Regions from separate parts of the Mus musculus genome. Here regions 1 and 3 are each linked to region 2. Evidence: chromatin loops called from intact Hi-C (ENCODE). Cell type or tissue: left cerebral cortex. All regions are shown on one strand. Links, peaks and the distances in the headings refer to the core of each region. The heading gives the core; the rest is flanking DNA. Region 1 overlaps Mtss1 (MTSS I-BAR domain containing 1). Region 2 overlaps Gm36617 (a long non-coding RNA gene). Region 3 overlaps Mtss1 (MTSS I-BAR domain containing 1).

The links. Peaks named below come from ENCODE experiments on the same cell type or tissue, not always from the same donor. Only the 100,000 strongest peaks of a DNase experiment are listed, where the experiment ranks them.
Region 1: a loop joins it to region 2, with 2.4 times the contacts of the local background. A loop is called at or near these places in 4 of 42 quality-filtered maps.
Region 3: it touches region 2 in a loop (6-fold over the local background); 29 of 42 quality-filtered maps call a loop at or near these places.

Annotation. Positions count from the first base shown.
Region 1 is chr15:59,049,184-59,060,085 of GRCm38, reverse strand. It overlaps Mtss1 (MTSS I-BAR domain containing 1), which reads left to right. Exons shown (of 15, transcript NM_144800.2): 2 at 1,664-1,725; 3 at 4,995-5,068. Among named protein-coding and RNA genes, the nearest start is that of Mtss1, 27 kb to the left of the region's middle. In left cerebral cortex, for the core only: a CTCF peak has its summit at 5,145; a DNase peak (open chromatin) is centred at 5,113.
Region 2 is chr15:59,287,030-59,297,931 of GRCm38, reverse strand. It overlaps Gm36617 (a long non-coding RNA gene), which reads right to left. Exons shown (of 4, transcript XR_875370.3): 3 at 10,332-10,412; 4 at 5,981-6,351. Among named protein-coding and RNA genes, the nearest start is that of Sqle, 23 kb to the left of the region's middle. In left cerebral cortex, for the core only: a CTCF peak has its summit at 6,249 (motif pointing right); a DNase peak (open chromatin) is centred at 6,271; H3K27ac peaks cover 254 bases.
Region 3 is chr15:58,945,264-58,956,165 of GRCm38, reverse strand. It overlaps Mtss1 (MTSS I-BAR domain containing 1), which reads left to right. Exons shown (of 15, transcript NM_144800.2): 9 at 953-1,060; 10 at 2,555-2,652; 11 at 4,486-4,696; 12 at 8,646-8,840; 13 at 10,147-10,320; 14 at 10,642-10,804. Among named protein-coding and RNA genes, the nearest start is that of Ndufb9, 17 kb to the right of the region's middle. In left cerebral cortex, for the core only: a CTCF peak has its summit at 5,333 (motif pointing left); DNase peaks (open chromatin) are centred at 5,310 and 6,560.

The sequences.
Region 1 (10,902 bases), core at 3,013-8,012, 240 kb after region 2:
TTTACCAGAGAAGTAGGTTTTCAGGTGTGTCTTAAGACAGTGGTGCTTAACCAGGGATGATTTGGCCTCCGCAGGATATCTGGCAGTGTCTAGAGATAATTTCATTGGTCATAACAAGGACTTGGTGACCTCTGGCATCTCGGTGGTAGGTAGAGGCCAGAGATGCTGGCTGCTTGCTATCCTGTGAGGCACAAGGCAGCACCACAGCAGAGATCCACACAGCCAGAGCGCTGACAGTGCCGAGGCAGAGAGGCAGCAGTGAGGTTAGGAGGAACTGGTCCACGGTGGCCATGAGGAGGTGATGACACAGATGCGCTCGACTGCACTTTTAGACAGTTGGGACTTGACATCTGTGACGAAAGATATAATGGTTAATCTAATGCTCCCCCTGCCCCGTTCTCCTCTTAGCTACAAAAACAAGAGGTGGTATAATACTATTTTTACCTTGTCAAGATGCCTACCATTTGTATCTTCTTCTGGGACTATGACACACACACACACACACACACACACACACACACACACACACACACGTTATGAATGAATGGTTTAGTGACAAATAGCATATCCCCACCCATGTTTTACCTCTACTGGGTGTGTTTAGAGTCACATCTTGGTGGACGCTGACTCGTCTCAGTAAATATGTAATGTGTGCTGAGAGGGAGGTGGCAGGCTTCACACTGGCTTGCCCTGCTCAGATCAGAACCTACCCATCTGTGTGTCAGTGCTATACTCAGCAGGAGGAGACCCGCTGTGCTCTAGGATAAGGAGTGACTATGCGGTGGGGTCCCTTGGAGACGCACGATTGGACTTCAGGGTTCAGTACAGAGGAAAGATTATCCGTGCTGATTCTGAGCGCTTCTGGAAGGCTAGACCTAGAGCCCTGTGAACACCAGGGACAGACGGCTTGCCTTAGGTGGCCCAGGCTTGGGATGTGTCCCTTGCTGGAGTGTGCTGGGAAACCACCTGTTGTCACAGTGTACAAAGATGCCGGGGTTAAACATCAGCTGGGTGGCTATATTTAGGTTATTTTCGAGCCTTGGGATTCTGATAGGCTGATACTACTTCTCGATAGCCACCTGTCCTAAGGAGGGGTTTCAGTCATCTGGCTCCCTCCTTGTGCTCTGTGTGACAAAGTTAGGAGAGTAGATGGAGCCATGTTGTATGCACCAGTGACCAAGGAGAGAGCCTTGTATATCCTGGGATTTGGTTGGTTTTGTTTTGTTTTGTTTCCCCCAAGACAGGATTTCTCTGTTTAGCCCTGGCTGGTTTGAAATCTGAAGATGAGACTGGTTTCAAACTCACAGAGATAGATCTGCCTGTGCCTGTCTCTCAAGTGCTAGGATAAAAGGCGTGTACCACCACTGCCGGGCATGTTCTATATTTTTAAAATTTGGACCCATCATGTTCATACAAAATGCTGACTCCAAGGTGTAGGTGTTTGGCTTTGTGGAGCTAGGTTCCTGTTGGTGTCTGTGTTTATTTGCAAGATTATAGGGACAGGCACATCTGAAACGGTTCCAGGGCTATTGCCTGTCTCTAGTGTGTATATCACAGAACCCTACAGAGGAGGATCACATCTGCAGATTGTTCCTTGCATGGTTGGAATTGGGTGCTTGGCTCATCACACTGTGACTGATTGCTGGCTTTTGTTCTGTCCTAGGGGAGCTATCCAGTTTGGGAAGACTTCATAAACAAAGCCGGAAAGCTACAGTCCCAGCTGCGGTGAGTAGACGCGTGTATTCTACAGGAGAAGGCGACATCCTTAGGCAAGACAGAGGGAGGTGGATCGGCACACACGTCTGGCTTAAATTTAGAAGTGTCACAGACAGAGAAGCGCGAAGCAGGCACCTAGAGCCGTATCAATTCATAGTCTCCCGTCCCACCTTCACACCCCAGTCCCGTGTGAACCCAGACTCAAGTCTGCTCTGCCTCCCACCGTAGGAATTCTTAGAGTTGATTCCATAGAGTAGTAATGGGCAATGTTTGTATGGCGCCCACTGGGTGCCAGGCATATCAGCCCTACAAGGTTAAGTACAGGCATTTTCCTGGTCAGGAAGCAGAGGCACAGATAACAGCCCGTTCATAGAGAAGCCATTAGTGACAGAAACCGATGTAAACATGAGAGGTCCGGTTCCAGAATCCAAGTTTGTTCTCATCTACCTGTATTGTCTTTCCACATAGAGAGTTTAGAGCTCCAGTGTAGACTGATATACGGTTCCATTTACATGGAGTGGGTCTCGGCAGTGGTAGGCTGGGCCGCGCAATCCTAGGTTTACTAGACACCACAGAGATAGGTGCTTAGACACTTAGAAGTATGTTTTACGGCTCAAGGTTATACCCGGAGAAGCTGCTCAAACAAGGGGTGCTGCCGGTTGTCTCTAAGAAGCCCGTATGGCCTAGTGAGCCTGTTCCATTACCGCATGCTCCGATGGACCAGATGATCACATGCTGCAGCCCCACCCTTTATGAAGTCAGTGTGGGAAGAGATACGGCTGCGCTTGGTGGCTAACCCGGGAAGCATGGGACACCCGAGAACGACTATCTGGATAATCCTCGATGGCGAAATTTGGGGGAGTGACTGGCTGGTGTTGAGTTGGATGAGAGGGCAGAGCAGTGGAGCGGGGAGTAGGGGTGTTCTTGGAAAAAGAGCCACCTGGGTGACAGACAGACAAGGGAGGGTGACTTGTCGTTTCTAAGCCCGTGCCAGGGCGGACCAGAGGTTGCTGCTCAGAGCTCTTGCCTAGAGGTACGTGGCCCAGCATAAGGGGTACATGGCTCCTCGAATGTAGCAAGAAGAACTGGGCAAGAACGCATGGGGTTCCTTTAGCTTTAGCTATGGAGGGGTGGTATTTGCAGCCTTTTATATGACCCCCAAGTAGATATTGGCCTGGCTATGTACCTTCTCCAGTTACCGGGTCCTTGACAGTCTCCTTGATTTCTGAGCTCATTGGGTTATGTTTGGGTCTTCTTCTGAAGGGCTCACCAGCCTTCTGTCATGGGGCTACCCTGGTCTGCTGGCCATTTCTCATCCGCTGTGCCTATTGCACGTAGGTTAACATCCCTCTGGTAGGAAGGAGGTCTCCCCCTGAACTAAAGCATTTACCTTTCTGCTTCCTTTTCTTGTCCAGCCTCTGATTGTGTGATGGGCTTTCAGTGTGGGCCTGGAGAAAGATTATTCTCCTGGCCTTTAGCTGGCGAGAGTAGTGGGACCTGAATTGCTGAGCTCACTGCCGGTCTTGAACATAGAAAGTAAAAGTCAAGGTAGACTTTGAAGTACCTGCTTCCCCTCCCTCCATCTAGGTCTTCTGAGATCAGGGCACATTTCTTTATCATTTTATCAAGTGAGGGTTTAATTTTGTGTCCTGGAGAAAGGCTGCGGTTACCACCGCAGACGCAGCACATCTGTCTATCTTGGAGTGTTTAAGCTGAATCATCTCACTAGCTCTTGGTGGTTCCCTATTTGCTGTGAGCTCAAGTAAAGGGCCAAGATGTCCTTTGTGCTGCCAGAAAGTGCAGTGTGACAGTCATGAAGAGCTCCTAAGTCCTCAAAATTGACCAGTGTCTTAATTGGCTGTAGAAGTCTACTCCAGTGACTGTAATGGGCAAGGCTTGTCCACGGCTGGCCCATAAAATAGGGTTGATTGGCATTGAATTGAATGAGAGTAAATAAATCAAGCCAGCTTGTCAGGTATTCATCATAAGTCAGAATGAGCTATTTATAAGTCTCAGGATGTTTGATAGAGGTAACTTTTTCAATGTTTGCAGTTGATGTCAACACTTTAAAAATATGCATGAAATGTGTGCATGTGTGCATGTGTGTGTGTGTGTGTGTGTGTGTGAGTGAGTGAGTGAGTGAGAGAGAGAGGGAGGGAGGGAGGGAGGGAGGCAGGCAGGAAGGGGGAGGGAGGAAGAGAGAGGGGAGAGGGAGGAACTTTTGTTTAAAATTAAGCAGAATATATTCTTGATCTGTTAGAAACTCTCAGACCTGATTTTGAAATTTGGCTTAAAGGACCTCCTAGAAACCTCTTGTTCCACAGACACTGTTGCTGTGTTTAAGACAGACCATTTCTTTTTCTATATTCCGAACTCTAGTCTCGAGGCTTCTTCTTGTAGTGACTTTACCTTCATAGGAGGAAGGTTCAGTAGAGACTGGAGACATGTAATAAACACTTGAAGACTATATCAGTCTTCGAATTTGGTTTGAAGTCCTTGCCTGGTAGGGGACTTTTGTTGGTTTGTCATGGTTGGGATCCTGGTCATTCCTCAGTTCGTGATGTTGTAGGTCATCGAGTGCCTAGTGCGTCCATCTGGTTGTGCTTACGGGCATGGGTAAGGATTAAGGAGATTGCCAAGGCAGGAGCTAGCCTTAGTTCTCCCCAGTGTTGCTTTTAGGACTTGAGAAGATGCCTCTGAAAGAGCATCCTGTGCCTGAACAAAGCAGAACCCAGGGTTTTAGTCTTGTATGGTTGAAGATTTAGGGAGCAAGGCTGTACCTAGCTAGCACCCTGTGTCTGCAGTGGGTTGAGCTGGGCCTTGAGTCACAGTGGCAGGTCATCAGTCACTCTGGTATGAACCAGTGATCTCTAAAATGTCTTTTGACTTGTGGCCTCAGTTTTCCTTTTTTTTTTTTTTTTTGGCAGTGAAATGTTGATCTTTCTGCTCTCCAAGATTTGGTTCCCTGCCAGTTCACGTGCACATAAATTACTTTCCTACTCTCAAGCAGATGTCACCTGTGCTGTCTATACTTTAATGATACTTTCTTCTTTGGGGTAGAAACCCCTCCCTTTTATTTCTTTGCTTAAAGTTTCACTTGGTAGCTTCCACAGCCAGGCCTCCTTTGGGGTTGAGTGCTAGGGAGAGAACGCTATCTCCTGCTAGCTCTCGTCCCTGGAGGGTTCTGCTTGCTGCGGATCGGAGGCTTTAGCCCAAGAGCTGAGATGAATTTGCCAGGGAGACATTCCTCACGCTTTTGTTATCTGTTTGCATTTCAGGACAACAGTAGTAGCAGCAGCTGCCTTCTTGGACGCCTTTCAGAAAGTGGCTGACATGGCCACCAACACACGTGGTGAGCAGATGGGAGGCTGCCTTCCAGCACTGACTGGATCCAGCACGTGGGCTCTCTCTCTCCCCCGGGCGGCTTCCCGAGAAGATACGGCTCGAGTTATCAGAGCCTGGCTGACTCACAGTTTTCATATATTTTTAACTCCGTGGGGTTGCACACATTAGAAGTTGTAACTAGTTCCCCAGATAGTGAAGTGTGTGTGAAGACTAGACAAGAAAGGAAGGGAGCCACTGTTCCTTCATGAGGCGGCTTGCTGTGGGTGTAACTCGAGGGATACGCTTAGTATAGAGCCTCGAGCTGCACCTTTGTCTTGCTGTGACTCCTCCAGCAGGTTGCCTTAGGCTCTCCCATGGTACCTCCTGGAACGGGAAGTCCTGGAGATGATGATGTGGCTACTGTCCTGGGTTCTCCACAAACAAGGAATCCTTTTATGATAGGCCCAGTATCTCGAGGGCCGTAACTGTCTCTCTGTCCCCAGTCTTAGGCTGCAGACCCTGTGAACAAGAGACAGAGTCCTGATGATACCCCACTAGACAGAGTGTCCAGAGCCTAACTGATATTTAAAATATGCTTATGAAAGCAGTGACCAGAAGGTGAAATCTTTTGAAAAGATTTCATGGTTTCAGAGAATCCCAGGAATATTCGTGACATGTGAGAGGTGCCAGAAGAAAGTGGATAGTGTAGGCCCACCTTCCTCTCAGTCCCATACAACCACTCTGTCTGCCTGCTCCTTGTCTGGTCATGCTGGGCTCCCTCGTTACCTGCATAGCTGTGAACCTGCTCTAACTTTGGGTGTTTAGTGCAAAGCTGAGGCTCCTTCCCATACCTCCAGTGGTTCATCACAACCGGCGGTGGGCACTTAATTAAATATTTATAGATTGAGACTCCAGCTCCTTTTGTTGCAGGACTGTCACGGGACCACAAGAGCCAATATGCCTCCCCCTTGTCCCCAAAAGGCACACCGTTGAGTAGGGAGACTGAGATGTGTAAATAAAGAGTGCCTGTGCAGAAATAGTATGTGTGGTAAGGTAATAGCCGAAGCTCACAGCACCAGGGGAATATCGGAAAGTGAGCAATTAACCTGGTGCCAGGGAATCAGGGACATTTTCCCAGGGGAAGTACCATTTCTCCTCCTTTCTGAGACGCCAACCGCATCCCAAAAACATTCCCATGGAAATACGACCGTGACGTCAAGCATCAGACTTCCTTAACCTGGTTTGTCTGTGTGGTGAAGGTACTAACTAACCCATGTAATTTTGAAATGCCTTTAAAATGACTTAGCTTAGATGTACCTGTTGTAGAACCTTGGGGAACCTGGATTCTAAAGGAGCTTAACATGCAAACCGATGTTTGCTGTTGTGAAAATGTGACTGACTGTCCATCCGTGTGGTGTCTCTCCTTCCCCCCTCAGCCGTGTCTGGAACTGTCAGTCATACATGCGTTATCTACTTTGTGCAAGTGCCGTGGTGTGTGTGGAGGCCAGAAGCCAGCTTGCAGGAGTTGGTTCTCTTGTTTCTAACGAGTGGGTCCCATCTTTGGCAGCAGCCGAAATTACCTGCTGAGCCTTCTCTTTTTTGAGACAGTCTTAAGTAGCCAAGACTGAGTGCCTTTGAAGGCATCTGAGGATGGCCTTGAACTTCCGGTCTTCCTGCTTCTGCCTCCTGGGTGCTGGGATGACCACTGTGAGCCTCCTGCCCAGCGTGGGATTACATTCTCAAGGATCTAGAATTCAGAGCATGTTTTTAGACTTTCCTGTTAAATTACTGGGTGGGTCCTGAAGGGGCAGCAGGAAGGGTGACCCCGATTGTCTATAATTTCCTGTGGGAAGAACCTGTGGTTTTGAAGAGGCTGCTCCCAGAGTCCCTCTTGGGGGGGCGGGGAGGGGATTGGAGGGCCTGGAAATTCTCATGCTTCCAGGGGAGGGGAAACGGCAACTGTTGGAAGAGAAGCAGGAAGAGGCTCTCAGTGGAGGTAATGGGTCAGAGCCAGGCTTGGGGGCTGGGGAGGTGGGGATGTCTGCTGCTGTCGGCCTGTGTGTCACTGTGAACAGACTCCTGTGTGATGTATCTTTAAGACATTTGGTTTCAGGTTGTTTTTGCAGTACAGTTTAGAATCCAAAGTGTGGTTGCTTTCTTTTATTGGATGTGGGAACCTGTATGCCTTAAAGAATATATGGCTGATATGAGCTGTTTCCATGGTGATGGTATGAGAAACTTGGAAGTACTCCTTATTCCAACAATTTAATTTAGTAAAAAAAAAAAATTGTACTCTTTACAAAAAAAAAAAAAATCTAAAAACTGCATTTAGCCTTGCCCCTCTTAGAGATTAGGTTTAATGTCCTTGGTAATCATTTTTGTCACCCTCAGTGTGTATGTGATTCTGCATACGCCTCCTCAGATGGCCACTCCTGGGAAACGTTGAAGCCCCTTGGCTTCTGCTCCACACTACGGTACCGATACCGTTCCTCGCCGTCGCCTGTAGATGCGCCTCGCTGTGTCTAGTAGACAAATGGACTTCCAGTGCCTGGATAGAGCGAGTTCTAATTATTATTCTGTGGCTGGATTTGTATCTTCCCTAGGTATTTGCCATTACAGGCTGTGGTGCGGGCAATGCTTGTACATCTATGAATGTCTGGTGTGTGTGTGTGTGTGTTGCTCTCATCTTAATTTTGTTATGTGCTTAGTACGTATGTCCATATTTATGTATACCGGTATGCCTGTGGCTGTGCCTCATATGAAGGTCAGAGGTCGATAGCAGGTGTCTTCCTCCCACACTGATCTCATCATTTCAGCCTGTCTTTCTGGCTGGTGACTCTAGGGTCCGCCTGTCTTTGCCTGTGTCCCAGTTCTAGCCTTAGAGGTGCCTGCCACCACACTCCGGCTTGTATGGTTGCTGGGATCCAAACTCAGCTCCTCATGGTTGGGCGGCAGTGCTGGCTCTCCAGACGAGTGACCTATCTTAGTGGTCTGTGTGTCACCACGGACAGGATGAGTGTGTAGAAGGCTGTTCACGTGTGAGCTTAAGGGGGCTCAGAGCCGTTTACTGTGCTGAAAGAGTATCTCCCAGGCTGGCTCTTTTGCTCGGAGACTTTAGATGTAGTGTTTAAACATCTCTCTAGTTAGAAGTTGGTAAAAGAGAGTTACCACTGCCCCCTCCCTTCCTGTTTTCCTCTGCCCTCCCTTCCCCTCCACCCTCTTCTCCCCCAACCCATGTCTTTCTCTTCCTCCTTTGTCTCTTCTTTAGTTTTTTGAGATACAATCTATGCCATCTACTGCCACCATACTATGAGGTAGCACAGCAGAGTGTCACATCTCTGTCTAACTATCTTAGTACCATTCGCCTTTCCCCATCAGCCTTCCTTCCCCAGCCCCCCGGTAACCACCATTCTATGTCCAATTCCTCCCTCCCTCCCTCCCTCCCTCCCTCCCTCCCTCCCTCCTTTAAGATTTATTTATTTATTATATATATATGAGTACACTGTAGCTGTCTTCAGACATACGAGAAAAGGTCATCAGATCCCATTACAGATGGTTGTGAGCCACCATGTGGTTGCTGGGAATTGAACTTGGGACATCTGGAAGAGCAATCAGTGCTCTTAACTGCTGAGCCATCTCTCCAGCCCTGAGTTCAGGGCCATTGAATATCTGTACCATATTTCCCCCCTTTGGCTGACAGTGTCTGTTTCTTGACCGCTGAGAACTGTACTGCTATAAATAGCTACAGATGTGTCTTCCACATGCAATTTCCTTCCCTTTAAATATTACTCAGGGGGCCTTGCTAGATCATATGCTAGCTCTATTTTTAATATTTGAGGAACCTCTGTGGTCCTCCAAGTGACTGTACTAATTTATGTTTCTATATACACAGGGAAGAGTTCCTTTCTATGCATCTCTGTCAGTGTTGCTTTTTGTCTTTTCCTCTTCTCTTCTCTTCTTCTCTTCTTCTCTTCTTCTCTTCTTCTCTCTTCTCTCTTCTCTCTTCTCTCTTCTCTCTTCTCTCTTCTCTCTTCTCTCTTCTCTCTTCTCTCTTCTCTCTTCTCTTCTCTTCTCTTCTCTTCTTTGTGTATGTAGCCTTGCCTGTCTTGGAACTTTCAACTGTAGTGCAGCCATTCCATTGAGCTGAGCCCTGACGTCTCCTTGTCCTGCGTTGCTTTCTCTTGGAGCCTCTCTGCACGCATCTCACACACCTGCACCGTTTGCGGACACTAACTGTAGAAGCACATCTCTATTGGGCTAGTATTCAGAATGCCAAGATAATTTTAACTAGGTTTCTGGTTCCAGAATATTCACATTTTTGTGTTATTTCTCAAAGGAAAGAGCTCTGAAAGGTTTGTTGTCATTCTCATGAGGTGTTTTAGCATGAGTTATTAACAAAATTTATGAAAATCTTCCACAAGTAGTTACTATGTGGATAAAAATCAATTTTCATAATATGCTTACCTTGTTTACAATATTGAAATCTGGACTCCATTTTGATACTGATTTTCTAAATAAAATCATATAACTTGATTAATCTCATGTATATATTATTTATATAATATATACATATATAATGTGTATCATGAAATGATGGAATTTGAGTTTATTGGCAATAGGCACAATTCTATGTGCTTAGTTTATACTCTGGAATTAACATCTTATTTATGTAAACTCTGAACATGCTGTCTTTCTTCAGATTCACTGGCCACAACAAAATTAGTTGGTAGGTCTTAACTGTCTTTGATTTTTGTGGCTGTCTCAGGAGTATGCGTTTGTCAGGGTCAGTTACTTACAGACCGAGGAAAGAAAAGTAAGGCAAGCAAATGGAAGGCTTCTCAGTAAGTATGCTGCGGCAGACGGCCGTATGTGCTGGGGAGAGCACCTGCACACCTGGGAGTGCTGTCTGATCCAGGCGCCCGCTGTGTGCAGCCTCTCAGGACTGCTCCTCACAACACTGTCTGCTTAGGTCAGCAAGGGCCTTTGAAGAGCACAGTGCTGAGTGACTTGGTTTTGCATGTTTTTGCGTGCCACTGTAAATAGGTTTACATCTTTGAAAACCCATCCTGGGAATGTGCAGATGATGATGTGCCAGGACCACTCAAAGGAGCTCAAGGTTTTCAGGAGGAGAGAAATGGGCTCCAGGCAGAGTAGAACATGTCTAAAAGTGAGCATGGCTTTAATAGTGAAAGTCATGATTGCTAATGTCCTTTGCGTCCTGTGAGCTGGACTCTGTTTTGAGTGTTTTAGAGTTGTCTCTTCTTTGTTATTGGTGATCCTTCCCATGACCCACATTGGATGCCTGGTGTGTATACTTTCTCACATACACACACACACACACACACACACACACACACGATAAGCTTTATTGTATAAATCAGGCACAATGAGATTAACAACATCTAATAATGAGATCAGTTACAATACGACAATAAGAGCTACTTGAAACTTAGGAATTGTTTATTTCTATAATTTTACATTCAATGTTTTTGGATTATGGTTGATTGGTTAACGGGTAGAGCTGGGTAAGAGGGCCCAGGGTCTTCTTAAAGCACCATGTGATGAAAATCTCAAGGGACAGACTCAAAACAGGTCGTGTCTGGACACTGATGCAGGTCACGTGGCCAGTGAACTGGAGCCCCTCCCCTAACCTGGACCGGGACCAGTAAGTTAGGATCCCTTATGTAAGGAGCTTCTGGCCTTAGCATGTGCTTATATTTGGTTTTAAAGTGACTTCAACCCAACGGCATTAAAAACCCCAGTTCATGCAAAAAAACCTTGGTATGGAGCTGAGATGTCTAGGTTTGACTTTTGGCTGTTTAACTGTGTAACCCCAAGTTTTAATTTCCTCACGGTAAAAAG
Region 2 (10,902 bases), core at 3,733-8,732:
ATGAGAGTGCTTGCTAAAATTGCAGACCAGGAAATGCCAAGACAGAAAACCAATCCATATTATGTAAAGAAGTGCGCACACATCCTGGACCTCTCCCTGTGTGTGCTTCCCATTTCACATACAGCATTTGGCTCCATTTTGAGTTTAGGGACAGAGACAAGATGACTCTTCTTGTTATGCATGTAGACACCTCCACCTTTCTAGCACCATCTATGGGTAATATCTGTGGTATTTATCTTGGTAAATAGCCTATTCCTATACTACCTTATAAACCTATCAGAATAGATCAGACCAGGTGAGGACTTGGGTATATTAAACCCCCTCAGAAAAAAACAGCCCCAAGAATTTATCTAAGGTACAACCCCCTCTCCTGGATGCTATAAAGAAGATATCAAATGTTGTGATGATGAAGGTCCCCACTGAGCTGTCATCTGGCCACCCAATATGTGCACCACTTACCCTGATTGACAGGCAGAGGACTCTGTAGTGTCCCAGGGCTTCCTCTAGGGTCAATTCTTACTGCTGACTCCGCCTACGTGAATTGCAGCCCACCCCCTGAGCAAGGTCTGCACCTTGCCTCTGCAGCTCAGCTCAGCTCAGCTCAGAGGCCTGAACTCAACCCTGTGACCCTAAGGTCTGGTGGCTTGGCTCCACAGTGATTCTCCTTAGGCCAATAGGACTACTTCTCTTCTTCCCACACCTCACCAGAGACTCTCTTTGCATCTTTTTATCAGCTCTATACATCTGTCTCCTTTTTTTTTTTTAAGATTTATTAATTTACTTTATGTGTATGAGTACATTGTAGTTCTCTTCAAACACAGCAGAAGAGGGCATCAGATCCCATTGTTGTGAGCCACCAGGTGGTTGCTGGGAATTGAACTCAGGACCTCTGGAAGAGCAGTCAGTGCTTTTATCCACTGAGCCATCTCTCCAGCCCTGTCTCTGTTTTAAAAAGATGAATTTTATGATCAATTATGTATCAGTCCACATGCTTACAGGTGCCTGCAGAGGCCAAAAGAAGTCATCAGATTCTCCGGAGCAGGAGCTGCAGGCAGTTGTGTGCCTGTTAGTGGGGGTGTGGGACCTGAACTCCAGTCCTCTGAAAGAGCAGCTGGCACTTGTAACTGCCTAGCCACTGTTCCAGCTCCACTTCTACCTCTATTAAGGCCTCCTTAAGTCCTCTAAACTGTTGTGATTAATTTAACACTTTGTAGCCTTTCTTTAACCTACATATATGCATGTATACATACATACATACATGCATGTATAGAGATGTAATTACTGTGTACTGTCATCTGAGGAAGATTGGAATGCTTTTCTTTTTTGGTCAATGTCCAATTACCAAGGGAAATCTTAACTATTTAGCAAATTGCAGTCAACTAAACCAACATAGCTTATATATTTATTGTTATTCAATAAACTGGAGCTTATGGAAAGACACAGATGTATCTACCTATTTTCTGGCATGGAGTGTTCATGACAGCGTACCTTTTGATTCTGGAAAGGTTTTTAATGTTAGAACAAAGTCTTAGTCACTTTTCTATAGCTGTGAAGAAACATCATAACTAAGGCATACTTATAAAAGAATTTAATTGGGGACCTGCTTGTGGTTTCAGAAGGTTAGCCCACTATCATCATGGTAGGAAGCATGGTGGGAAACAGCTGTGGTCCTGGAGGAGTGAGTGAGAGATACATCCTCATCTGAAAGTGGAGAAAGAGAGAGGCTCTGCCTGCCACGGACACTGGCATACTCCCTCCAATGAGGCCACACCTCAAAAAACCCTTCCCAAAAAGTGCCACTCCCCGGTGATTGAACATTCAACTATGAGTCTATAGGATCATTTTTATTTAAATCACCACAAACTATGAGCGAGAAAATGAATACAAATATTCACAAATATATCCTGGGGATTACATATTTTTTTATTTTACTTTGAAACAAAGTCCCAGATAGCCCAGTCTGGTCTTAGAGTGGAGAATGACCTAGAACTTCTGATCTTCTTGCCTCTGTCTCCTGAGTACTGGGATTATAGTTATGTACTACTGTGCCCAGTTTTATGTAGTACTAGGGAGTGAGTCCAGGAATTCATGTGTGCTAAGCTAGCACTCTACCAACTAAGCCATATTCCCAATCCCTATTTCATGCCTTTTTTTTTTTTAAATCATTCAAACATTATAGACTATATGGAGTTTCTTTTGAAGATGATAATCTTTTTTTTGTTTGTTTTTTGTTTTTTGAGACAGGGTTTTTCCGTGTAGTCCTGGTTGTCCTGGAACTCTGTAGACCAGGCTGGTCTTGACTCAGAAATCCGCCTGCCTCTGCCTCCTGAGTGCTGGGATTAAAGGCGTGCACCACCACGCCTGGCTGCCATGATAATCTTTTAATAGATAAAGGTGATAATTACTCAAATTCTTAGAAAAGAGCAAAACCACTTTGTACATTTTTGGGGGGGGTGTTTTCGAGACAGGGTTTCTCTGTATAGCCCTGGCTGTCCTGGAGCTCACTGTGTAGACCAGGCTGGCCTCAAACTCAGAAATCCACCTGCCTCTGCCTCCCGAGTGCTGGGATTAAAGGCTCGTGCCACTACTGCCCAGCCACAATTCTTTTTTCTTCTCTCTGTCCCTTTGTCCACAAATCCTAAAGTCCCACCTCTGTCTCCCTGACCAACCATTGGCTGCTGGCCACTTTATTTACCAATCAGAACCAACTGGGGGTCAAGGACCCTCAGCATCTTTCATAAGGATTCTCCTGCAATTTTAGGAATCCAATTAACACAATACAAGTTTTAAACCTATGCTACGCACACTCCAGTGAAGTCTGCTTGGTAGGCCAAGAGGCCTGGAAGCTCTCACAAGGCAAGGAGTTTCAAGGAAACTCAACCTCCTGGAACCAGGCATTCTTATAACCCATATACTCATACCTTAGCCCTGCGTTAGTCTGGTGTATGGATCCACGTGCTCTCTTTTTACACGTGCTCTCTTTTAGTATTTTATTATAAGTGCCTTTAAAGATTAAATTCTGACATAGCTAAGCCTTCCCCAGTGTTCCAACATTCCAGAAAACCCTTGAAGCGACAAACTTGGAATTCAGTAAGAAGGTTACCTATTCAGTAACATTCAAATTTACTTCTAATAGAGACAGTGAAACTAATTAGGCATTACAAAGAACAGAGCCAAAATAGATCAGGGCCGGTTTGCAGAGTGTTTACTTGGGACAATAGCCAGTCTTACCCAGACAAGGGAATTCGCAATGGCCTAGTGAATAGGTGAGTTTACCATGAAAGAGTTAGGGAATCCAGAGACAGGTTTCTTCACTAGGCCCAAAGAAACAGCATAATCAGGCATTTACTAAGAACCCCTGGTGGTGGATTTAACAATAGACTAGCATTATACCTGGCTCCCTTCTTAGTGGTAAACAAGGCCTGGTCCCTGCCATCTTTTGATATATACATTTCTTTTGTATTGTGTCACTGTAACTTAGAGAGGATGTGTTTGCCTGGTTTCTTGTTACTCTTCTGTATAAAAAGTTTGATGCTCGACTTTTACATTCATATTATACACAATCTCTTGTGTTGCTTCTGTTTGTCATTCATTTGCCAACTCCTTGTCTACCTGCAACCAGAGACTCATCCTCTGCAGACAGGGACCAAAAAAGGTCTGCAGCAAACCTAATTCACAGAATGTGTCAGTACAGTAGCAACTGTAGGTGTTCCTCCAAGATCCATGACGTCACTACTTTGGGTAGTTGGCTAGGTTTCCAGTACCTGGTGTGATTTCCCTTCTGCTGAGTGAGTCTAAAGTCCAATTAGAGAGCTGTTACATTGTTACTTTGTACATTTTAAAACAGTTTTTTGAGATTATACCAAGGTCATGTAGGCCACTACTGTACTCCTATGGTAATCTTGCCACACTGGTTGTTGTGGTTCATAGGTGTCTTAGTTAAGGTTTTACTGCTGAGAACAAACACCATGACCAATGCAACTCCTTTTTTTTTTTTAAAGATTTATTTATTTATAATATGTAAGTACACTGAAGCTGTCTTCAGACACCCCAGAAGAAGGAATCAGATCTCGTTACAGATGGTTGTGAGCCACCATGTGGTTGCTGGGATTTGAACTCAGGAGCTCTGGAAGAGCAGTCGGTGCTCTTAACCACTGAGCCATCTCACTAGCCCCCAATGCAACTCTTGTAAGGATAACATTTAATTGGGGCTGGCTTACAGGTTCAGAGGTTCAGTCCACTATCATCAAGGCAGAAACATGGCAGCATCCGGACAGGCATGGTGCAGTAGGAGCTGAGAGTTCTACATCTTCACCTGACAGCTGCTAGCAGAATACTGGTTTCCAGGCAGCTAGGATGAGGGTCTTAAAGCCCATGCCCACAGTGACACACCTATTCCAACAGGGTCACACCTTCTAATGGTGAAAGTCCCTGGGCAGAGCATATACAAACCATCACATTCCACTCCCTGGCTTGTTCAAACATGAGTCTTTGGGGCTCATACCTAAACATAGCATAATAAAAATACATTGATTCTAACTTACAAAGCCCCTATAGTCTATAGCAGTCTCAACTGTTAAAAGCCCAAAGTTCAAGGTCCTGTCTGAGATTCATCCAATCACTTAATCCCCAAAGCAAAAGATAGGAAACCAGCTGGGCAACTCCAAACTCTGCATCTCCACGTCTGATGTCAAAGCGGTCTTCAGATCTCCAACTCTTTTTTTCCATTTTTGTTGACTGCAACCAACTTCTTTCTCCCAGGCTGGTTCCACTCCGTTAGCAGCTTTCCTCAGCAGATAGCCCACGACTCTGGCATCTTCAATGTAACTTCAATGTTACAGCTTCTTGTTTCAGTGTTTGGGATCCACACATGATCTTCTGAGCTCCTCCAAAGGGCTTGCTTCACTTCTCCAGCTCTGCCCTCTGTAGCACTCTAAGCTCAGGTTGATCCACTCCACTACTGCTGCTGTTCTTAGTGATCATCCCATTATACTGGCATCTCCACTATGCTAGGGTCTTCTGCTGCAACTGGGCTTCACCAATAGCCTCTCATAGGCTTGCTTCATAATGCCAAACCTCAAATCCTTTGCATGACACCTTCAATCCTACACTGGGGCATCGAGCCTCCATACGACCAAGAGCCTCCTCTCCCATTGATGCCAGATAAGGCAGGTCTGCCATCCAAATATTCAGGAGGTAGAGGCAGGAGGATTATGAGTTTGAAGTCATCAAGGTCACCAAGATACTGTCTTAGAGAGGAAGAAAGGAAGAAAGAAAGAAAGAAAGAAAGAAAGAAAGAAAGAAAGAAAGAAAGAGGAAGGAAGGAAGGAAGGAAATATATATTGAGTCAGAGCTTTCTAAAGGGACTAAAGCACTACAAATAAAAAAATTGTTTTCTAGCATAGGAAAAATAGCCAGAGTATGAATAAGGTTAAAGAGCAAACCACTAGCTGGCTTAGAAACAAAACACAGACAAGGGGTTTAAACTAGTGTCTGGAATACAACTAGGAGAACAATTTAATAAAAAAGCACGAACAGAGAATTATTCTCTATTCTCTATTGTTCTGCAAATAATGCTGAAACTCTGGGACAATTTCTATCCTCAGATAAACAGAGATTTGAAAAGCACAACCACATGCAGTTTTGGCCAGACCTTGGGCGGGGCGGGGGGGGGGGGCCCACAGTGCGGGAAGGAACAAAACACATTTTCTTACCAAAATCCCAACTTTTTTCCCCCTTTGCTATAGCAATTCAGCTTCTACAGAAAACTCTTCAGACATTCATGTGAAAAAGTTCTGTCCCCAGGTGGAAAGTTCTTGAAACAAATCACTAAGTGGGCAAAGTGGACTATGGCAAATTTGATGTATTGCTAGTATTCTGTTATGGGAGAATTGAGACAGATTCCGAATCTATATTCCTTATTTGTTGCATGTGGAATAAATACCAGCATTTACATGTTGGGTATAAGATATGGCAGATATAGATGGTGGCAAGCCATGATCAGTATTTATTCCTTGCTCAAAACCACGTCAACAGTAGTTTCAATCAAAGGTCCCTGAGTTTTAGAGGACCTCACATGGCTACCCCATTTACTGGATCCGAGTATTCACATGACCAGTGAGATTTTCAGGATGATTTAACTGCTTGGCTGTGGGAAGTCCATGGAGCAGAGTCTAATCTTGAGCTTCTCTCCTGTTTGCTTGGAGAGCCGCTTTGCTTAGTGATCTTAGCTGCAAAGGATTCTACACTGTGTCAGCAGGTGGCTCCAGAGGCAGCTGTTTGTAAGATGGCAACAAAATGAAAGCAGTGTTGCAGAGCAAGCTGACTGCTTAATCTCATGGTCTACAAACACTAGAAAAAAACAAAAGCAATATTGTGTAAATGCTATGTAACTCAGACAAACCTGGAAGTAATAGAGGATTATGGCCACAGATACTCTCTAATGTGAGTCACATTATATAACTACAATTATGTAATTATGTGAAGTGTGTATTATATGTATTGGGAGAGAAAAAACGTGTGCAAGAATGAGAGGGGCGAAAGGAGAGAAGGAGGGAGGGAGGGGAGAGAGAGGTTTAGAGGGCAGAGGAGAAGGTTAAATTTTCTAATAAATTTATTAGTCTCAAATGTTCTCAACCTAGCACCCATCCACTACATGCCAATCTCCTGCCAGATGTCAAAAGACCAAGACTGGACAGTCCTGATGATGTGCAGGAAAATTCTAACTCTTGGTACCATACAGGTCTCTACACAAAGTCAGGTCTTTATACACAGACCTGGGAGAGGTGGGCACTGAGAGTGTCCTTTCCCCTTATAATCAACCACTCACAAAATTGACCTCACCTCCTAGGAGTCCATTTGCCTTGGTCAGCCCCAACCTCATGTCACACCCAGGTTAACCTCACTTCACACCCAGGTTATGGTGGAGGATGTGGGAGGAGCAAGACTATTTTTTCGGGATAGCATTTGAAACATAAATGAAGTAAATACCTAATAAAAAAATTGGAAAGAAAAAAAAATAAAGGCATGCACCACTAACCTGGCCCCCTCCTGTGGCGTTTTGTCACAGTAGCACTAGAAAACTAAGAAAGGAACAGAAATAGGAATACCCCTCAGAAGTGCAATATAGTTGCTTTTGCATGTTTCAGAAATGACCAGCACCAATGGTGCCTAGAGTCTGGCCAGGGTTCCTCACTGTGCAATCTGGACGAGTCTTAAGAAAAGGATACCCACCCTATTCCAACAGTCTTTATGAGACATAGTCCAGGCTTATCAACAGCAAGGCTCTGAGGCCCATTCAAGTTTCCATGTGTTTATAAAGTTCGCATTTGGCCTCACTTCACCTGAGATATACCATGCCTAACTTATCACAGAGAGGTGACCACAAAGGGACAGATTTGGGTGATATTTAGTTTCTGCTGTTCAAAAGTCAGATTTGGCTACAAGATACTAATGGCATCCTTGGAAAACATATTGCCTGAAGTCCTCCGGCATGTTGAGGGCTTGGAGCTCAGTCAAAGGGTTCTTCCTAGGGGAGATAGTGCAGGAAGTGGGTCTGGGGTGGACAAGGCTTTGGCTGAAGGTGAAGAACTTTACATTTTTAAACATAACTCTGAGAGGGAGGAACCGTTGGCTCCATTTTCCTTTCATTACTATCTTGCCTAAAAATTACACTCCAGCCACCTACTATCTGACATTGCATCTTAGATTAGTTGTGTGTGTGTGTCTGTCTGTCTGTCTGAGTACATGTGTGCTATGCATATGTGTGAGGATATACTTGCTGTGAATATGAACCTGTGTGAAGATCACAAGTCAGTATCTAGAGCCCAGCGTGTTTTCCTGGGTCACTCATTCTCTCTGTTGGATTGGCAAGATGAGCTGGCTGTTTGCCTCCAATCACTTTACTGGCTGGTCTTGTAATACCAACTTGACACAAGTTGGAATTATCACAGAGAAAGGAGCCTCCCTTGAGTGTGTGGGGCAATGGGCTATGCACAGACAGCTTGGTCTCCAGTCGAGTTGGGAGGTGGAACCCCGGTAGAACATGATGGATGGTAATTCCCACCTACATGGGACAGTAGGTGTTCCCTCATGTCTCCTGGACCCTGGCTCCTGTCAAAGTTACTGTCCCCACAGCCCCCACAGGAGAGGCTCATGGCTTTCAGTCATGTACACAACGTCCCAAGCTTCTGACCTTCAGTCTAGACTCCTCCCAGTTACCTAGCAACAGCAAGATAACAGCCCACTATAAGAGGGGCTATTTAGCCCCTCCTCACTCTCTTCCTCTCTCTTTTGTACTCTCTAGCCTTTCTTCTCTCTCTCTCCTTTTCCCCCTTCTCTCCTCTTGGCCATGGCCGGTCTCTCCCTCTTTCTACCTTCTCTCTTTCCCCCTGCCTTTCTACAATAAAGCTCTAAAACCATAGACTGTCTCTGCTCATCAAGGCCCGCTGTGCTTGGACGATGGGATAGGCTTTCTCCTAACGAGTCGTGCCTAATCTCCTGTCAGAAGGCCTTCCTGTGCTCCAGCCATGGACCAGACTAAGGACTCTAACCTGCGTGGAAACCTCTCTCCCTCTGCTCTCTTTCTGTATCCCCAGGACCCCTATTCTGTTCTTAGCTCCTCTGCCATATCCAGGATGGGATGCCAGAGACTGAGAACCTGGTACGGGGGCTGCCCCTTGTCCACCCCCTGCCATGTGGGGTCAGTGGCTTCACACAGTCAGATGCCCACCCAGGGCCAAGTGGAAAGCGTCCAGCAGTCCTCCCGTGTCTGCCTGTCCAGAACACAGGAACTCAGGCCGGACTCGGGCTCTCTCCCTTCCCCCCTTTCCCCTACACCCACAGCCCAGCACTTGAGGAAAGGCCTCTATGAGACCCAGCTGTAAGGCATTTTCTCAATTAGCGATCAAGGGTGGGAGGGCCCATTGTGGGTGGTGGCATCTCTGGGCTGGTAGTCTTGGTTCTATAAGAGCAGGCTGAGCAAGCCAGGGGAAACAAACCAGTAAGGAACATCCCTCCATGGCCTCTCCATCAGCTCCTGCTTGAGTTCCAGTCCTGACTTCCTTTGGTGATGAACAGCAATGTGGAAGTGTAAGCTGAATAAACCCTTTCCTCCCCAAGTGCTTCTTGGTCATGATGTTTTGTGCAGGAATACAAACCCTGACTAAGACACTCACCCGTGTCAGGGTCACAGGCCTAAAAACACAAGGCCATGCCCTGTTTTCCCACTGTCTCTATGGATCTGAACTCAGGCCTCATGATCGCATGGCCAGCACCTGACTCACTGACCCACCTCCCTAGCCCGTTGTTCCATTTTCCCTAGAATGTCAGCTCCATGAAGGAGTGTTCTGCCCCTCCTCACCTTTAGATGTGGAAGACTGAACTCAGAACATCACATATGCCAGGCAAGCACCCTATTCCCTGCCTGGGTCTTTGCTTCCTAGGTATTACTGTATTCACGGAATCCAAAACTGCCTCTCCGGAGGCTCTGTGCTGAGTGCATGTATGCAGTTTCTTCTCTCTTCATGGAGAAAGAAGAAATCAGTTTCATCTGAGAGGACATCAAAGCTGTTTGAAGCCATTCACTGGATGTCCTCTCCTTGTGACAGAAATCCCAGGTCTGGCTTTGAAAAGCGGCATCATGAAGGTTCTAGGAGCAGTTTGTGACTTAGTAGTCATTGTTCTGCATGTCATATGCACTCCCAGTGAGCTCCTTTGTAAGTCTTACAGTGTGACAAATAATAACCGCTGTGGCATCGGCCCCTTAGTGCTCAGGAAATGCTCAGGTGAAACACAGTGAGCTCGCCTGTTCCCCTTAGGCTTTTTCAAACACACACACTACAGAAGTAGTTTGCTCAAACAAGCGTGGCCACACAGAAAATTTTATTTGCCATAATTGGTCAGTCTTCTTCAGCATCATGACCCCAGGTCAGATTTTACTGGTTTCTGCTGAAAACAATAACTCCAACCTCATGATGCCTTCATTTCAACAACGAACATAGGTCCCTTCTGGTATGTATCACAAGGTGATGGGATTTCTGGAGTTCAGAGATGTTTGCTTGAACCCCAAAGTTTATCAGTGTCCTAGGCGACACAGCCACTGCATCAGTGTGTAGAGTCCAGGCCCGAAAGGCTTGTCACCAGTTTGTTTTTACAAGTACAATAAAGTGACACCCATCATAAGTTCCCACCTTCTCTTTTGCGTGTGTGTATGTGTGCGTGTGTCCTTCCATGAAGGCCAAAGGTCAATGCCAAGTGTTGTGTTACTTTTCTAGTGCTGAGATCAAACATCAGAACCAAGACCACTAATAGAAATGTTTACTTGCGCTTACAGTTCCAGAAGAATAAGAATGCATCCTGACTGGGAGTCACAGCAGCAGGCAGGCCTGGTGGCAGGAGCAGGAAGCTCACATCTTGAAGAGCCATAAGGAAGCAGAGAGAGCAAACTCTTAAATGGTTTGAGTCTTTAAACTCCCAAAGCCACCATCCATGACATACTTCCTCTGACAGGGCCACACTTCCTAAACCTCCCAAACGGCACCATTAATTGGGTATCATTTATTCAAATGTGGAAGACAACAGGGTCATTTCTCATTTAGACCAGCACAGGGGCCCACCCCCGTCCACTGCCCAAACTTGAGACAGGCCTTCCCCTGGCCCTGGAGCTCACCAGTTCAGCAAGGCTAACTGGGTAGTGACTCTCCAGTCTCTACCTCCCCAGTGCTAGGATCACAGATACATGCTACCCGGCCCAGCTTTTCACATGGGGACTGGGGGTGCAAAGCCAGGTCCTCATTACTCTCACGGAAAGCACATTATGGACTGAGCCATCTCCCTAGCCCCAAGGCACTCAATCTGTAGCTGGCCTTGCAGAGGTACCAAGGGACCCAAGAGCATCTGCCA
Region 3 (10,902 bases), core at 2,905-7,904, 340 kb after region 2:
TGTACCCTATCTGGGCATGGTGGCCCAAGCCTGTAATCCCAGCACCATGGAGGCTGATACAAGAGGGTCGCTGTGAATTTTAGGCAAGTCGCGGCTGCACAGTAAATTCTAGACCACCTAGAGCTACAGAGTGAGGCTTGTTTTTTTCCCCTACCTCAGAAAACAAACAAACGAAAGAATCCTAAGGTAAGAGTTCCAGGGCGACGCCAGCACCTGTCAACTAGATAGGAACATTCTGAGGCCCACCGTATCTCAGACTCCAAGCCTGGGACCCCGCACATCTGTGTCTTAAGCCCTCGGAAGCATCTCGGGATCCGCTCCCACATAGTTTTCCAGTAAACCCCGAGCAGAGTTTGCAGCAGCCACTCTCGACGCTGCAGGAAGGCTCCTGGGGCAGCTCTCTCCACCCTAGCGGAATTCTCAGATTGGAGTTGTTCCTCTGTCTGTACCTGTGCCCTCTGGTTCCCACTGGCACTTGGGAAGGCGACTGAAATGTTCGCAGTCTTGGCTTCCATCCCGCTTGCCAGCTCTTAAGGTGGGGCTGGGGGCAAGAAAGGGGGACAGTTAGCTCTATCGAGCACACGTGTTCTGTCATAAAGATCTGGACTCAAATATCCCCAAGTCATGTCGGTCCTCCAGGGCTACCTCAGCCCGTGGAAGGATGCCTGGGAAGACCCCAGGTGGACCATCGCACTGAATAAGCCTGCAAGTGCCAGGCACTGTTAGGGTGCTCTGTGTCCCTCCACCGTCCCCAACACACAGGTCGCTCCATGACAGCCTTTTTCCCTTTCTCTTTCCAAAAAGGAACTACTTGTCACCTTCAGCTTAGATCCCTATCTCAGATGCCTTTCATGAAAGGTTGAAAAGGTCACGCAGTAACCCAGGTAGAAGTGGTTGGAACAAGACAGTGAGGGGACCCACATGATGACATACACAAATTGCTTCCCTTTAGGAGGAAGAGATTTCCATGTTAGGAGAGATTACCCACCTTCAGACCATATCGGAGGATCTGAAGAGCCTGACCATGGACCCTCACAAGCTGCCCTCCTCAAGTGAACAGGTAAGAACTGTGGACCGAGTGGTCAGGGACCAGTCTAAGAAAGACACAGAATTCAGGGCTCTGGTCATCCGTGTGGCGTCCATTGTGTCTGAAATTACACCCAGATGTGACTATGTTGTTCACATCGTCACTGTGGCGGTTATTGTGGCCAGCCCCTGGGTTATGCTGTATTTCCATCCTTTGTGAACCATTGTCATTCCTTTTCACTATTATAGGGAAAGACGCTGAGGTACTGAGAGGTGAGGGCCTTTAGCTAAGGCCACCACTCTAGTAAGCAGTGACACTAGGATTTCAGTCAGGAGATCCATGACCAGATCCGGGCTCATCCTCTCTGAGCCGAGAGCTATCAAAGGACCCCATGTCACTCTGATGCCATGGCCGGCAACCCTCTCTGGAGCGAATAAAGTCATTCATGAGAACCTCTCCCATCCGAGGAAAAGATGATGTATTTCTAAATGCTTTTACTCTTTTGGGGTGTGTGTGATATTGATACTCTATGTCTAAGTTAGGGTGCTGGGAACAACACCGTGACCAAGGCAACTCTTACAAGGCCATCATTTAATTGGATCTGGCTTACAGGTTCAGAGGTTCAGTCCACTATCATCAAGGTGGGCGCATGGCAGCATCCAGGCAGGCATGGTGCAGGAGGAGCTGAGAGAGTTCTACATCTTCATCTGAAGGCCTCTAGAAGAAGACTAGCTTCCAGGCAGCTGGGACAAGGGTCTTAAAGCCCATGCCCCCAGTGGCACACCTACTCCAAGACCATGCTCCTAATAGTGCCACTCCCTGGGCCGAGCATCTACAAACCATCACAGTGTATCAAGTGGGGGACAGCTGACCAGCCACATGCCGGTTTGAGCCTTTTGCAGACAGTTCTTACTGTCTGCTTGGACAGTCAGCTGAGAAGCTAAATTTGGAAGCTTTGTGGTTTTCTGTCTATGAGATTTTTGTATTAAACTCGAATATGTGTTAACTCAGTAAGTAGACCTGAGTGGGGTGCCTGTAAAAGAGAGCAAGAGGTGGACCTTACACTCAATGGCTCTTTGTCACCAGGGAGACACACAGAAATGATTGTGATACGATTTGGCTCACTCTTAGGGAGGTTTTCGTGCTTCTAGCCTGGTCAAATAGGACACGAGTGTCTACTGAACATCAAGTGGTTACGGTGCAGCCAGCGAGCCCCCAAACCATTATTGTCTTTACAGAGCTGCAGGCTGAAAACTGATTTTTAGCCTGTGTTTAAAATAGCTTTTAGGAGTTGTTAGTCCATCACTGTCATCATCTCTTTCTCCTGGTATTCCATGGCTTTCCTCTCTAACTCCCCCACCCCGTCAACGCCAGCTTTTTGCTCGTCTCTGAAGGACTGTGACACGAAGGGATAGGTACTGTGGCCCTTTAGTTGAAATGGGCATCTTCTCTGTTAATTCTGCCCCTCTCTGTGGATGACGCCCCTCCCATCCGTCCCTTACACAGCTGTGCTCTCTGTCCCTTCAGGTGATTTTGGACTTGAAAGGTTCTGACTATAGTTGGTCCTATCAGACGCCTCCTTCTTCTCCCAGTACAACTATGTCCAGAAAGTCAAGTGTCTGCAGGTAAGTGAAGCCCAGGGCCTCCTAATGCTTTCCGAGATCTATTTATGTGAGTGCAACGAGGAGCCAGGCTGTATGTCCAAAGGGGCCAATTTGAAATAGGAAATAGTGAGGCGAAGAATGTACTCACTCTTAAGTCTGTCTCTGTCCGTCATTCCCCACCACTAGTGTTCCGAGCCCAAGGTAGACCGTTTCTTTCCTTTTTAAGAAGTTGATCTAACTGTAGCTGGGACAGAAGCTACGGTGGCTTTGGCCTTGCTGTATCCTTCATGCCTACTCACACCATTCCTTGTGGAAATAAGCATTTAGGGTCCTGGGCCCTACAGGACCATTATGTAGTTTCACGAGGCAGCTATTCTTGGTCTGCGAAGGGCAAAGGTTTATTCTGTTCTTGAAAGTTGCAAGCATCACCTGATATGGCTCCCTGCCTCGGTCCCATACTACCGCTGCCGCCAATCATTTGACTTGACGTAGCGAAACCAGATGGCTGTGAAGTAGCCTAGAGAGGAAGGAGCAGGGACTCAGCTCCGGCTGTTAGGGAGATGCGGCCCAGCATCCTGCCTGCTTCATTTCACCCTAGAGCTTGTCGGGTACATAGGTGGCAGGCAGTTCCAGTCAAGAGGCTATGTCCTCACCTCTTTCCCGAAGATGTTGCTTGTTTTCTTGGCGCCTTTAATGGGCTGTATGTTTACTTGAGTCAGAGGAAAATCCTTTTTATGTTTCAGTGGCTCAGCAAGGCCCGTCTCATTAGCGCAGAACAAGCTACGCTGCCTTCTCCTCCTGGCCTTACTCAGTTGCACTGACAGGAGCTGGCTGGAGTGCCTTTCGGTCCCCAAATGCCATCTTCTGGCTAAAAATCGTAGCATTTATCCCCCCACGGCTGTTTGCTCCCCCTGCTGTGCTCACCTGTGTGTGACAGATCCCTGTGTGTGACAGATCCCTGTGTGTGACAGATCCCTGCAAGGCGTCTTAGCATCGACCAGCCACAGCCACACACGTTTGCAAACCCTGAGGCTTCCCCAGGCTTGCCAGGCTACATCCCCCCAAGGGGTTTTGTAACTGCCCTGCACGTTTTAGCTCTGCTTGCTTGCAGGTAGAGCACCTCCAGGGTCAGAGCCATTACCCTACTTCCTGCTTATTGGTTCACCGTAGAAGTAAGCAGCTTAGCACTGACTGGCTCTCCTCACCGAAAGCTGCCCATGCTGCTACACCCAGCCACACATGGTTTAACAGGGAAATGCCCACGAAGGAGTAGAGCCAGTGGTCAACTCACCATACATAGCGCTTGCACTCAGTCCCGTCCACCACCACCACCACTACCCCCGCCGCCCCCCATCCCCTCCCCCTCCGAGTTGATTGGCCGATGTACTTTGGTGGATGGAATCCACTTAGGATGGGATCCATCTTAAGCATAGGGTACCTGCCAGTGCTGTTTAGCTGTGTGGCCTCTGGTCATCTGGATCCAGGTAGTCTACCCAAGGATGTGAGACCATGTCCCTGCTTTGGACTTAGCGGTTTCTTGCTGCAGGCAGAAGAGTTCGCCCCCACTTCTTTCTTTATATCTCAAGTGTTTGTTCCCCAGTTTTGTTGGTAGGTGGCACAGTAGAGTTGGGCCTCATTGCTTTTTTTTTTTTTTTTTTTTTTGGTAAAAAGTATAGGCTCTTGCATGCTAAGACTGCCACGTAGTAGCCTCAGAGACCCGAAACCTAGCTCTCTTGCTGTTTGCCTAAAAGAACCTCTCGCTCACCAGCCCGATTGGGTCTTGGATAACATGTCCTGAGTTTGTATGCTTCTCCGGGGCAAGGAGCTGACGTTTCCTTGTGCTTTTCCCAACAGCAGCCTGAACAGCGTCAACAGCAGTGACTCCCGGTCCAGTGGCTCCCACTCGCACTCGCCCAGCTCGCATTACCGGTACCGCAGCTCTAACCTGGCCCAGCAGGCCCCCGTGAGGCTGTCCAGCGTGTCCTCCCACGACTCAGGATTCATATCCCAGGACGCCTTCCAGTCCAAGTCACCCTCTCCCATGCCACCTGAAGCTGCCAACCAGGTAAGGACGCCCTTCACCCAGAGAGCAGCAGGCACCCAGGGAGCCCTGACCACTGCTGATGGGTCATTTAAAAGAGACCCCCCCCCAAAGGGAGAGATCCTCTAAGTTGGGCTGGAAGCCTGTCTCAGCATCAGCAGTAGTTAAAAATACTGTGTTGGTTGGGTAAGCTATCACTTCTAAGTAGGTAGCCTCAAAGAGACTGCGTCTCTCCCCTGCATCCTTGTAGTACCTAAGTTGGTGTGACATTATGCTCCACAATGGGGACACCTCCTCTTCATGTCATCTCAGGTTTTTCCCCAGGGACAGAGACTCTATTGGTGAACAGTGATAACCCAAACCCTCAGTTCCAGTGAGAATGGCTTGTTAGAGCCCCCGTGGGTAACTCTGTTGGCACTTTGACCCCTTGAGGAGGAAAGATGTGTAATCTCTCCATGTACCATAGTTTGGATGACACTCACCGAGCTAGACCAGGTCTCTTGTGTGTGTTGGTGGTGTATACAACCCTTGGGGTGCCTGTTTCTTAGGGCCAGTTTGTCAGCTTTGGCTCCACACTTGTTAATTAATTAGCACAGTGTACCCAATGCTAGGACATGATTGGTGCCACCATCTATTGGGGCCCATCTCTAGCGCCACCTGCTGGAAGGCAGAGGAGTGTGGGGAGGCTGAGCCAGAGAACCTGGTTGCTCAGCCAAGGTTAGCAAGTGCAGAACCTCATATTTCAGAGCTCTTCAGCATTATTTAGCCATGTGAGCCTTTCCCCTCATTTTCCCCCTTTAGAGATGCGATTTCCCACAGAAAAACTCTGGCCTGAGCGAGCTTGGCCTGAGCGAGCTGCATTTACTTTCAGTATGTTTGTCTCAGCCAGGGTGCCTTGGCTTGGCACCCAGGGCCTCCATCCCTCTAATGTGCTCACTAAGCCATGCCTGCTGTGCTCCTACCAATCCGAATGTGGTCAGAAGGAGGGCAGAACTATTGTCTCCTTAAAGGTCACCTAGTGTGCAGTCTAGCTCTCTCTGTTTCTGATGGATTGAGAACTAACACAGTCTCGTACCCTGATAACCCTTGCTGAAACTGCAAAGCCTTTCTCTCTTCTCATGCCGCTGTTAGTGGCCCAAGCACAATTTATGCCCCAGTGATGTCTGGGGGAGCAAAAGATAGTAAATTGGGGGGGGGGGTCGGTCTCTGAGGTCTGAAAGCTTGTACTTACCTGGCTAGTTTCCAAGAGTAGGCTAGGGGAAGTGCCTGACACTCAAGCCAAGTTTGGATTTTCAACACTTACCAGGGTGGAGTGACACATGCCTCTCACCTCAGTGAACACTGGGAGGCTGCGGACGGGTGATCCCCTTGCTGGGTAGTTAATGAGGCCAATCAGTGGTTTCTGGGTTTAGTGAGAGACCTTGTCTCAAAGAAGCAGGGGGACAGGAGAAAAGGACACTAACACTAACCTCTGGCTGCTTCACACACAGCAGTAGGCTTTCTGTTTGTTTGTTTGTTACTGGATGTGGAACCCAGGGTCTGTTCTCTCTCTCTCTCTCTCTCTCTCTCTCTCTCTCTCTCTCTCTCTCTCTCTCCCCTCCCCCAACCCCCCTCTAATAAGCTCTTTGTATGTTTTGTTGGAGCTAGGTGTGGAACACACACGCACACACACACACACACACACACACACACACTCACAGAGGTGGGGGGTGCACACGCGCATACACACCAGTAGGCTCTCTGTATGTTTTGTTGGTGCTGGGTATGGAATCCAGAGTCTCTCACAGGCATGTGACCAACCATTGTCTTACATCCCCAGCCTTAGGATAGTTATAAGCCAAAGGATGCAGCAGAATTTAAAAGGGAATTATTCCTTTTCAGACAGCACAGCTGCTTGCAATCAAGTAAAGAGGAACTTGTAAGACATTTCCCAAATCGTACCAGCCAGAGGGCTCCACCTCCCCTCTGAGATAGGAGAGGGATAGAAACATGAATCTGGCGTCCTTGACGGTTGATCCAGGCACTCATAGTGCTGAAGGACCCGGTTTACTTAATCAAAATGGAGTTAAGCTAGAGTTTGTAGCTAACAGTGAGGGACTTGGAGTAAGGAGCCTGGTGTCATGAAGTAGAGAGGGCTAATGGGGAGTGGTGTGGGCTTTTGAAACCTCAGAGCCTGTCCCCAGTGACATTCCCTGTAGCAAGGGCATATTTCCTAATCCTTCACAAGCTGTTTTGCCAACTGTAGACCAAGTATTCCAATATATTAACCCACAGGACCCCTTCTCATTAAAACCACCACACTAGGCCACAGAGTTGAGGCGGCATACCAGTGACCATAAAGGCAGAGTCCCTACTACAGCAGAGTGTCAGAAGGCCAGCCACGGGGCAGGGGACTGTCAGGCACCTGGGCTTAGTGGCATCAGCACTGGCACCCGTTCCCCACATCTGGTCCTCTCCAGATGCCTCATCCTGTGGTGGAAAAATATAGACTCATAACCAGGCTTCCCTGCTCAGAATCTCCCAAGTCACTGTCTAGACAGAGAACCTCAACTCTCTCCTTAAGATGGGAGGTGCCACAGAAGCTGTGCTAGACCCAATAAGAAGCTAGGAATTAGAGCTACCATTCAGCCACTGCTTGCCTAGGGACAGTTTTGTGCAATGTACAATACCTATGGATCTATGAGGCCCGTCCCGGGTCCTTGTAGTATATTGTCGTATGCCCAAGGGCACAGAGCTTGCGGAGAGGCCCAGTGTGATGATCTGGCGTCACTCTACCAGACAAGTGCCAGCTAATGTCTGCAGGCTCCACACGCAGCAGGGCCGGAGCGTGGCCGGGTCTCACATCGCTTTCTTAAAACCTGTGCCGGTGAAAATGAAGCCGTAACTTACTGTCTGCTTCTCTCATTCCCCCCTCTTCTGTGTCTGTCTCTGTCTCCCTTTCTGTACGTGCCCTTCCCACCCCGTCCATCCTCCTTTATTTTAATAATGACTTCCGGTGACCTGTGGTTTGGTTTGTTGGTCCCCTTCTGTGTGGCTCTTCCCCCGCTGCAGAACTCGTCCAGCTCGGCCTCCTCCGAAGCGTCGGAAACCTGCCAGTCAGTGAGCGAGTGCAGCTCCCCCACCTCAGTCAGCTCAGGCTCTACCATGGGCGCCTGGGTGTCCACAGAGAAGGTGACTGGCCAGGGTCGCAGCCATGGTGGGCTGTTCTTCCTGACCTGCCTGCCTGCTGCACACACAGCCGCTGCAGCTGTAGGAACCCAAAGGAAACTCAGAATCTGCCCCAAAAGCTGAGCCCTCTCTGGGATAGGGCCTGGATAGGCGGAGGGCTCCCTAGCTGCCTAGGGTGGTCAGTGAGGGAGAGGAAAGGGGCGTGGGGGACTTGGAGGTGTGAAGGCTTCCTCCCCAGAACAGGGTCTGTGTTCATCCCTTCTCCCTTCTTCCTTCTCAAACATCCCACAAGACTGTTGGATGTGACATCTCACTGTGTCCTAGGTCATATGCTTTCCCGCCTTTCAGTTTGCACGACCACCCGCCCCCCCCCCCATCCCTAAGCTTGATTCGGAGTCTGCATCCCGAGCAGTGTGCCGATTGGGAAACCTAGAATGAACAGATCCGTTTGGAACACCTCCAGATACCCTGATTTGCTTAACGTGATGAGTCAGTTCCCTAGTGTGGTGGCTTCGCTGGTTTTAAAAAGAAATTAAAACACAACGTTGCAAATTCAGGACAATGGTGGATTCTTAAACGGTTCTAAAACACAGTTCAGATGTTCCCCTGACTGAGTCTATAGCTCTTTGCACCCTGGCTCTCCTCCTGAATCGTTCACAGGCAGAAGAGGGGCCGGTGTTGATTTTGTTTGTAAATATTCAGGTTTCCCCATGCCCTCGGTGTCAGTGCCATCTTGGATCTCTACACTCATCCTGTTATATTAATTTTTTTCCTTTTCTCCTCCCTTTTTTGTTTTTGTTTCCAGTTGTCTAATGGGTTTTCTCACTGTAGTTTATCAAGTGAGTCCCATGCAGGGCCCGTGGGTGCAGGCCCTTTCCCTCATTGCCTGCCTGCCTCCCGCCTGCTCCCTCGGGTCACCTCTGTCCACCTTCCTGACTACGCTCATTATTACACCATTGGGCCCGGCATGTTCCCGTCATCTCAGATCCCTAGCTGGAAGGTTTGTGTCTCCCCTCCCTCCTCCCTCCTCCCTCTCCAGCTCCCTCCTCCCTCCCTCTCCAGCTCCCTCCTCCCTCCCTCTCCAGCTCCCTCCTCCCTCCCTCTCCAGCTCCCTCCTCCCTCCCTCTCCAGCTCCCTCCTCCCTCCCTTTCAAGCTCCCTCCCTCCCTCCCTCCCTCCCTCCCTCCCTCCCTCCCTCCCTCCCTCTTCCCCTCCCTCCTCCCTTCGCTCCTCTTTCCCTCCTTTCCTCCCTCCCTCATTGCTTCTGTGCTCACCTGTCTTCGGTTCTGCCATCCTCCCCCCACCTACCATCCTCCCCTCGACTCTACCCTTACTTACACACTCAATCCTTCTTCCTCAGGAAGCCGCCCCTCCCCCCACCCCCACCCCAGAGGGCACCAAAAACCAGCTAGAGATATTTTCCACATGGAACAGAAACCCGAGTCTTCCTTTAGAGAGTTAGCCCTGGAGGCTGGAAATCAGGGACTGCTAGGCTCTGCATTTGGGTGGAGCCTGCTGGCTTCATTCCCTCCTGGGCCACTCGCAGTTTTATCAGAGCCTATGCTCTCCCTCCTTAGCCATATGCTCAACTTGTCCCCAGATGACAGTCCCGCTGCAGTAGCAGAACCTCAGCCTGGAGTATGCATTGGATCATTATGCCCTTGCTTGGAAGTATATGAACTTCGTATTTGATTGTTTTATGTTGAAACACGTTTGTTTCAATATAAAAACCAAACTTTTAAGTGATTTCCACCAGGGTGGTTGAGGCTCCAGGATGGTAAGTCAGTCCCTGGGGCTGCCAGTATTTTGAGCAGCTTATAACTTCATCTCTCAGAGTCCTCAAAACCCTCTGCAGATCCTAGAGCCCTCCCTGTCCCGGGGTGGCAGGTGCACCTGTAGAATGGCTGGTGGTGCGCTAGGGCCCCCTGGTGGCCACTTAGCCTTGGCCAAATCATCCAGTTGCTCTAGGAGAGTGGGTCCTTCCAGCAGAAGGGCAGGCCTGGCTCCTTGAGATGGCAAGCTCTCTCTCTCTCTCCCCCTCTCTCTCCCGGCTGATGCTCTGGTATATAGTGACCAGCTGTCAGGTGGCTTCTGCCTACCTGGTTGTTGAGTTTTTAATCTTGGGCAGGGAGGAGGAGATGGGAGGTACTGGTGGGGGCGGGGTGGGGGGAGTACTCAGTGTGGGCAGGCAGAAGGCTAGGGGCTAGCCCCTGCTAGAGTTGCCTTGTGTGGGCAGCTGTGAACGGGTGGCTTTAGCCTTCTATCTGGGTTGGGGGCCATGGCTCTTCACTACATTGTTCTACTCAGGACTGGGCAAAGCCAGGACCCTATGACCAGCCACTGGTGAACACCCTCCAGCGCCGCAAAGAGAAACGTGAGCCAGACTCTAATGGGGGAGGACCCACTACGACAGGAGGGCCACCTGCAGGTGCTGAAGAGGCGCAGAGACCAAGGAGCATGACGGTGTCAGCTGCCACCAGGGTGATATACCTGTTCTCTGTATCTGCTTAGATTCACAGTTAGGCCAAAATGGGGGACCAAGGGACCCTGAGCAGCTGGAGGGGTGACTCTCCATCCTTCTTACCCAGCTCCACAATGTGTAAGACAGGAGGAGAACCCTCGTGTAGTAGTAAGGGACATAGAACTCTAGTTCCTGCATGAGAACTATGCAGGTCTAAGTAGCCACTACAGACACTGATGATGCTCACAGGACTGACCTGGGGTCCCACCTAAAGCTGTGGGTATGGTGGCTCTGGTCTCTTGAGTTTACATTCCCTGGTGTGTCTGTCCTCCATCCTGCAGCCTGGTGAGGAGATGGCGGCCTGTGAGGAACTGACACTCGCCCTGTCCCGGGGCCTCCAGCTGGACGTGCAGAGGAGCAGCCGGGACTCACTACAGTGCTCCAGCGGCTACAGCACCCAGACCACCACCCCGTGCTGCTCTGAGGATACCATCCCCTCCCAAGGTACGAGGCGCCCAGCTTGCCGTCCGGCTTTCCGGGCGGGTCCAGGTGAGGAGGCAGCGAGCCGGCGGCTGTTCTAACCATAGCCTAACCCCTGGCTA